Regions from separate parts of the Mus musculus genome. Here region 2 is linked to region 1. A link is a loop called in an ENCODE intact Hi-C map of the cell type or tissue named here. Cell type or tissue: left cerebral cortex. All regions are shown on one strand. Region 1 has its middle 6.3 kb from the start of Rps21. Region 2 holds the start of Mtg2 (mitochondrial ribosome associated GTPase 2).

Evidence for each region. A loop is a pair of places that touch in the nucleus more often than their neighbours do. Peaks named below come from ENCODE experiments on the same cell type or tissue, not always from the same donor. Only the 100,000 strongest peaks of a DNase experiment are listed, where the experiment ranks them.
Region 2: a loop joins it to region 1, with 4 times the contacts of the local background. A loop is called at or near these places in 7 of 42 quality-filtered maps.

The regions. Positions count from the first base shown.
Region 1 is chr2:180,249,088-180,253,087 of GRCm38, reverse strand. No RefSeq gene overlaps it. Among named protein-coding and RNA genes, the nearest start is that of Rps21, 6.3 kb to the left of the region's middle. In left cerebral cortex, a CTCF peak has its summit at 1,620 (motif pointing right); a DNase peak (open chromatin) is centred at 1,640.
Region 2 is chr2:180,068,233-180,072,232 of GRCm38, reverse strand. Ss18l1 (SS18, nBAF chromatin remodeling complex subunit like 1) reads right to left here. Exons shown (of 11, transcript NM_178750.5): 11 at 2,032-4,000. It overlaps Mtg2 (mitochondrial ribosome associated GTPase 2), which reads right to left and starts at 1,640. Exons shown (of 10, transcript NM_181424.3): 1 at 1,618-1,640; 2 at 347-439. In left cerebral cortex, a CTCF peak has its summit at 1,603; DNase peaks (open chromatin) are centred at 887, 920, 1,208 and 1,649; H3K4me3 peaks cover 1,587 bases; H3K27ac peaks cover 1,695 bases.

The DNA of each region.
Region 1 (4,000 bases):
AGGAGATAAACAGTCTCTGAACGTTTTACAAATTCAATGGAAACTAACAAATTTTCAAGTGGCCAGGTGGTGGCCGTGCATGCCTTTGATCCCAGCACTCCAGAGACAGAAGGAGTCAGACTGGTTTCTGTGAGTTCAAGGCCAGCCTGGTCTACATAGAGAGTTCTAGGACACCAGAGCTATCTGGTGAGACCCCAGTTTCAAAAAGCAAACAAACAAAAATGAGTGTCTCATAATGATTATATAACTGCATCCAAACCGTGATGACTGTCCCCAGTTGTCAGCTTGACTACAACTGGATTGAAGTACAGTTCAGAAACAGAGGACACCCATGCGACCTGGATATGTATGTGTGTGTGTTTCTATATGTGAGTACTGTGACCCACGGAGGCCAGAAGGAGCTGAAGCCCCTGGAGCTGGAGTTACACGCAGCTGTGAGCTGCCCAGTGTGGTCCTCTGGGAAGCACTCTTAACCTGAGAGAGCCCTCCACCCACCCACAGCTCCTACTTTGCTCTTCATTTTGAGACAGCATCTCACTTAAGTTTCCCAGACTGGCTTTGAACTCAATTCTGTAGCCTAGGCAAGTCTCAAACTTGACATTCTACTCCCTCAGTCTTCTAAGTAGTTGGGATCATAGGTCCATGCCACCAAAACAGCTAGCAAAACAGACTTGTTTTGTTTTGTTTTGTTTTTACAAAGGGGGAGGCCAGGAGTGGTGACACATATCTTTAATCCCAAGCGGTGGATCTTTGTGAGTTCAAGGCCGGCCTGGTCTACATAGTGAGTTCCAAGCCAAACAGGCCTACATAGTGAGACCTGATCTCATAAATTAATTAAAAATTGGTGAGGGTGGAAGGTGGTACCAGGAAGAAGACTGAATCAGCAAAATGCTTTCTGCACAAGCATGAGGACCTGAGTTCAATCCCTAGAAGCCTGACGTGGCAACGCACACCTGTAATGCCAGGACTGTAATGTAAGGTCCCAGAGGCAGAGACAGGAGAAGTCCTGCAGCTTGCTGGTCAGCTAATCTAGTGACGCAGCAAATTCCAGGCTCAGCAGGAGGCTTTGTCTCACAAAGTGAGTCAGAAAGTGACTGAAAAAGCTACCAACCTCTGGCCTACACACACATACATCTACACACACAAACACACACATTCCTCTGGCCTGTACACAGATACACCTCTTGCCTGTACACACACACACACACACACACACACACACACACACACACACACACTGGCCTATACTTATGTGCGCACGCGCACACACACACACAGGCCAGAGGTCAGCTCTGGGTGTTGTTGAGACAGAGTCTCTCATGAGTTTGTATCTCAGCCAATTTAGCCAGTGAATCCCAGGGGTTCATCTGTCTCCACCTCTCCAGCACCCCAGCATGGAATTGCAATTCCACCTTCAGGGCACACAAGATCCTTTCTATAAAAATAATTTGATGCACAAAATTCCAGACCCCCAAAGTAAAGAAGTAAGTACCCCCCACTGGAGGAGCGGAGTGAGTTTCTTTCTCCGCAAGCCCCTAAGGATCTGCAGGAGAGGAAACTGCTCACAGCAGGTGCCATCCTGAAAGGTCTCTTCACACCCCCTTGTACTGTTCCTTGTCGCCACTAGGGGGCATCCAAGAACCATTCTGGAACAAGAGCAAGCTTACACGGTTCAACCTAGCCGCTTCCAGACTAGCTGAACTCCTTCACCTAAGAGACAGAACCTCTTGTAAGATCTCCAGGGTGGGAATGGGGTCAGAGGCCAAGTAAGGACCCCAAACTTCAGACGCTGTTAAGCAGATACCTCCCTGCAGAATCTCAGGCCTCAGAATTCAAGCTGCTGCTTCAAGGCAGTCTTTTCAGGCAGGGTTCCTGAAGGTCCTCGGGTCTCCTCCCCAAGAACACTGCTCTGCCTCAGTGAACCCCATGTGTCTTACATGATCTCGACCGCTTACACCACGCAGGGAATGTGAACAGTCTTGTATGATCTCAACCGCCCATGCCATGCAGGGAGTAGGGCTGGCTTTGTACTCTGTTGCTTTTTAGTTGTTGTAAAGAGGATGCTTTCTTATTCTTATTATATTTTACTTTTTTTTTTAAAGATTTATTTATTTATTATATGTAAGTACACTGTAGCTGTCTTCAGACACTCCAGAAGAGGGAGTCAGATCTTGTTACGGATGGTTGTGAGCCACCATGTGGTTGCTGGGATTTGAACTCCTGACCTTCGGAAGAGCAGTCGGGTGCTCTTACCCACTGAGCCATCTCACCAGCCCTATATTTTACTTTTTATTTATTTGTGGGCGTGTGAATGTATGAGGATGCACAGATGACATCACCATCATTATCATCACCATCATCAACATCACTATGATCACCATCATCAATTTTCTAGTTAAAAGGCTGGGTGGGCCGGGCGGTGATGGCACAGGCCTTTAATCTTAGCACTTGGAAGGCAGAGGCAGGCAGATTTCTGAGTTCAAGGCCAGCCTGGTCTACAGAGTGAGTTCCAGGACACCCAGGGCTACACAGAGAAACCCTGCTGTCTTGAAAAAGAAAAAAAAAAAGAAAGAAACGCTGGGTGGATAGATCCCTAGTCCTGGGTTGGTTACTCTGAAAGCCCCCATCATGTGCAGCTCTGATCTGGGTTATCGGGGTCTCTGTGTGCAGCACACCTCACTGGGTTCCCTATATCTCCTGAAGGCCCACCTCCATCCCATACGTGTAAACTGAGACTTCATGACAAAATGGGGTAGCTGTGTATGGGCCAAGTGCTGTGAGCTAGGTCAGCATCAAATGCAGCTTTTGAGAAAAGGATCCAAGTTGGGCAGTGGTGGCGCACGCCTTTAATCCCAGCACTCGGGGGGGGGGGGGGGGGCAGAGGCAGGCAGATTTCTGAGTTCGAGGCCACCCTGGTCTACAAAGTGAGGTCCAGGATAGCAGGATAGCCAGGGCTATACAGAGAAACCCTGTCTCGAAAAACCAAAAAAAGAAAAAAGAAAAGAAAAGAAAAGAAAAGAAAAGAAAAGAAAAGAAAAGAAAAGGGAAGGAAGGAAGGGAGGGAGGGAGGAAGGAAGGAAGGAAGGAAGGAAGGAAGGAAGGAAGGAAGGAAGGGATCCAGTTCAGGGCAAGGAAACCTTCCTCACAGGCCTGAACTTTGGTCAGGATAAATAATGGGTCCAGGTAAGGGGCAGGCCTTCTCCTGGAATAGGTCTGACCAGGGGCTTCAGCCCCCTCTTCCTCAGGCCCCTCCTGGGTGAAGGCTCTGACAGCCAACTCAGAGAGTGGCTCCTGGTGCCTCTGCTTCCTAGCCATGGTCTGCAGCACACAGACAGTCATATAACCCTCTCTCTCCCCTAGGTACACAGGGTTCAAGTGAGGCCCCGTTAGGCAGTGCCAACAGAGAGTCAGCCCTGCTGTCTGGGGTCTAGAGGAACTCGGTACCCAGCTCTGAGCCAAACAACAGGAGAAGAACCTCTGCAGCCCAGCAGTCCACTAACTCCAACAACAGCCAACAGCTCTCTCCAACCGAGGTGCACTGTCAGGTCCAGAGTCATGCCCCGCCTCCAGGCTGACCTCTGACCCCAGGCACAGATTGCCCTGACTCTGGGTCGCTCCGTTCCCAGGTAGAGCGGAATTGGAATGAATGTGAAGCTCTAGGACTCCGCTCTGGACTGTTGCCACTACCAGGTCTTCCCCTGGAGACAGAAGCGGTGTGTGTGAGCCAAGCAAGCAGATCTAGGCATTGGGAAGAGCGGGGGCTGCCCCCACAGGGACATATCCCCAGTGCTGTGAGCCACTTAATCTTTTTTATCAAGCAAGTTTAGTAGTTGTGTGTCTGTTTCCTCTTAGGTCCTCCCCCTTGGCTCTGGTGTCAAGGACTGTGTGTTTGTTCACAGATATAATCTACTTCTTGGAATGTCCATATGTCTGACACTCTGACTCACTGACATGATTTCCTGGAATGGTTAACATACACCTCTCTTCCTGTACCCTCTAG
Region 2 (4,000 bases), 180 kb after region 1:
TGAGAGCCAAGATGCTTTAAGGCTGTACAGCAAGGCTTTCATGTATGGGGAATTCCACGGTGCTACCGTGTGAGAGGGCCACTGCTGCTATACAGGATGCTAAGCTCCCGGCTACTGTCCACAAGAGGTGTGTCCAGGAACCTTCCGCACTAGTTTCACAGTGAACCGATTGATCTGATTGTGTAGCTGGCACTAGAGACATGTGCCAAGATGTCTTCAATGAGAAAGAAGAAAGCACTGTGGAAGAGGGGTGTAGCTCAGTTGGTAGAATGCCTACCGACCTAGCATGCACAAAGCCCTGGGGTTGACCCCTGGAATCACATAATCCAGGCATGCCACCACTTACTCAGGAGGTGGAGGTAGGAAGGTCAGAAGTTCAAGGTCATCTTCTACTACTTAGCAAGTTCAAGGCCAGCCAGGGAGCCAGACACATGCAAACCTGTCTTAAAAAAAGAGAAAGGGGGAAAAAAAAAAGCATTCTTGAGGAATGTTTTCATTTCTTCAGTGTTATTCTTTTATAGGCTAAGCACAATTGGTTAACAGTATTCACAGTTAACTAACTTAATTCTAAGCATTCCATTTTCACTTTGCTACCGGATATTAAATCCCACGCGGGCATTACTGTTTCTGCTACATACTTTTACACTTCATTACATATGTTTGTGATCTACTTCGTTCTTCATGTGGAAAACATTTAGAAACTGGAGTATCATTTTGTCACCTGACAACTCACATTACATGGTTTTTACTTAATTATATGCCATTCACGGGGGTGGGGGTAAGTGTTCCTGCTGTGTGCGGTGGCAGATGCACTCCGGAAGCCAGACAGGCATCTGGGTGCCAGGCCAGCAAGGGAGAGCCTGTCTCAAAAACAAAATAAAGCACGCGTTCAACAACGCTGCTGTCTGGGTGCCTGCCCTATGGGGCCTTGTGGGACAGACTGACTGGAGGGACAGCTGCCACCTCCCACCCAATCCCCGACCCAGCACTCAAGGTCCCAGACTGGTTCACATGCAGGCAGGGAAACCTCCCGACAGCTCCGAAACTGTTCCATGCTGGTCCTTTAGATTTCTGAGTAGGAACAAGGCCATTTGCTCGCACCCCAGGCGCATCTCTACCGATCCTTAGTGTGCAGAATGCTTCTTTACCTCATCTTTAAAAGAATGCCTCTACAAAGCCGCGGAGGCGGGGACTCAGGAAGACTCAACTGCCCATAGTTAGGCGACACACTGCGGCGCCTGCATCTTAACAGGTGAGCCTCTACCCTAGTAGCGCATCCATAAAGGCTTTCCAAAAGAGCTGGGCAAGGGGACGTTTCTGCCATTGTTTTCTGTTCATGGTCTCACTATGTGGCCTAGGCGGGCCTCGAACTCCTAGAAATCCACCTGTCTCATCTGGGAAGCTGCGCTTACAAGCGTGCGCCATCACGCTCAAGCTAAGGCGAGAGCGAGTCTTTCAGAAACCAACTTTACGGCGATCAGGCCGGACGGGCTCTCCTCATTAGAGCCACCGCACACAGAGAGAGATCCCGCCCAGTCATCCCGCCCGCCGCCTGCCGCCGGAGAACGCACACCCGTGCAATGCCGCCCGCACCCACCCGCTCCCGACAGCTCCCACCTCCGCTCGCTCGACTGGTTCCGGGTCGGGCTCTGGCCGCGCACGCGCAGTGCAGCAGCAAACCGGAAGGCGAGGCACCGCCCCCCGAATCCCGTGGTCTCTGTGGCTCCAAAGCCAAAGTCTGGGCACCAAGGAAGCTGAGCAGAAGGATCGCCGTGAATTCCTGCCCAGCCTGAGACACACAGTGATCCTGTCTCACAAAACCAGGAAAAAGCCAGGTGCCGGGTCGCACGCTTTTAATTCCAGTCTCGGGAAAAAGAGGCCGGGAATGTCTGAGAGTCACATAGGTTTGTACAGTGCGCCTCCGTCTAACCAACCAACCAAACAAGGGTGAAAATGATAGGGTGTTTAAAAACTGTACTTCGTTCACAAATAACAAGACAGACGTAACATGCTCAATAAACAGAAATGAGGTAATGGCTAAAAAAGTGTTTTAATGGAAATGGAAAGTCTTCCTCTTTTTACAAGTTTGAACGGACACTCAGTCACTGAAGCCCACGTCTGAGAACAGGTACAACAGGAAAGGAAAACACCTCCTTTCTGGGCCAGGCCTGTGTCTGCCCAGTGCCTCTGCGGACATCTCCCATCTCCCACTGTGCTATATGCTAAGTCTGCAGAGATGTCCATCCACCCATAGCCCCTGACAAGCGCAGCGCGTAGTGGTCAGCACATCTGAAAACCCCAGTCCTCAGTGGTCAAGTTCACCAAGTATTGAACGGATGCTGGGAAACAGGAGGAAGAATGAGCAGCGATTTCCAAATCTCCCTTTGCATCTTTTCTGGCCTTCAGTAGGAGGAACCATTGAAAACAAAACACAGTCAACCACACCTGCACGAAGGGTTCATTTCAGCCTAGGACTTTTCAAACATTCATGTTACAGAAGAAAAGCTATAATACAGGCAATGAAAAAGACTGGCATCACTTTCCCCCACAAAATTACATAAAAATCAATAAAACATTAAATAAACAATATTAATCATTAAATATATTAACACCAAAATCAGGTATAAATTAGGAAATAAATGTACAAACTATTTCACAAAGTGCTTTTAAAAATATATACACAACATTCAAGAAATTCTTAATGTAAGACATTTCAAATTGAACTTTTGGGGTGATACATATTTTAAGTGTTCTTTTCTTTCAAAAAGTATTAACACACACTAACACAGCACTTTACATATACACACACACATACACACTAATACAGCACTTTAACATACACACATATATATACACACATACACACACATACATACACACACACACACACACACACACGTACACACTTGCACATGTATGCATACATAAAAGGCATATTCCCAGATTGGCAAGGAATAAAAACCATTTCACAGTTACTTAAAATGTTTCGACATTTTCAATGGGATATTTAGCCCCCAAGTGAGCTTGTAGGCTAGTTTTATAAAAATTGCCAGAAAGGGAAGGAGCTAAAGAGATGATGAGTCCCTAAAATCAAGTTGCTAATACTTCTGCCATGTAGCGATCAGAAACTTGTTTCTGTAAAGTTAAAGCCGTCATGTAGTCAGCCCTTGCCTGTGTGTTTCCTAAACCCTGTGCCTATGAGACACATATGCCCATGGTTGTTGATAATGGTCCCAAGGAGAGGGAGAATGTCCTAGAGTAAGACGGCAGCCGACACAGACAAGTCCTTTGATCCGGCCCTTGATTCTCCTGTAAGTAAATGGAGCTTGCACTGTAAGTTCCAGCAAGACTGTCAAGATTAATTCAAGCAAACTCCACAAAGGTGCCTTACTACTGAGCTACAGGTAAGTTTTATATTTTAAAAACTATCAGCTGAAAACAGATGTGGTGGTGCATGCCCGTGGTCTCAGTACCCGGGAGTGGAGGCTGGGGGATCATTAAGTTCAGCCTCAGCTATGTAGTGAGTTTGAGGCCAGTCTGGGCTACATATAAGACACAAATAAAGCAAAAGCATCCTGGTGGACAGGTCTGATGTACCAAGCCCTGCATCCTTGGGGATGGTTTTGTATGTTCTTGGTTGTTCTGAGCACTCATCTTCAAGGTTGTTCTTTTCTTCTCATAGTAACATTGTTATTATCTAAATAAATGCTGAAAAATATGCCTGCTGCATTATATGCGGTGTTTTCCTTTGATAGAACCTTTTCAAAAAGGCTGTCTCTCATGTTTGCACAGAATTAAAACGAGATTAAACATCCTAGGAATGTAAAAAAAAAAAAAATCACCCAATTCTCACTGTATAAAACTTGTCCTTTTCATTTGAAAGAACGTAATAAAGTTATTTGGATTCATTAAAAATGCAGTGTGGATTTCAGACTTCCCTAAACGCAAAGGAACATCTGCTTGGCAATCTGAACTCAGAGGTCCTGAAGAAGTAATATAA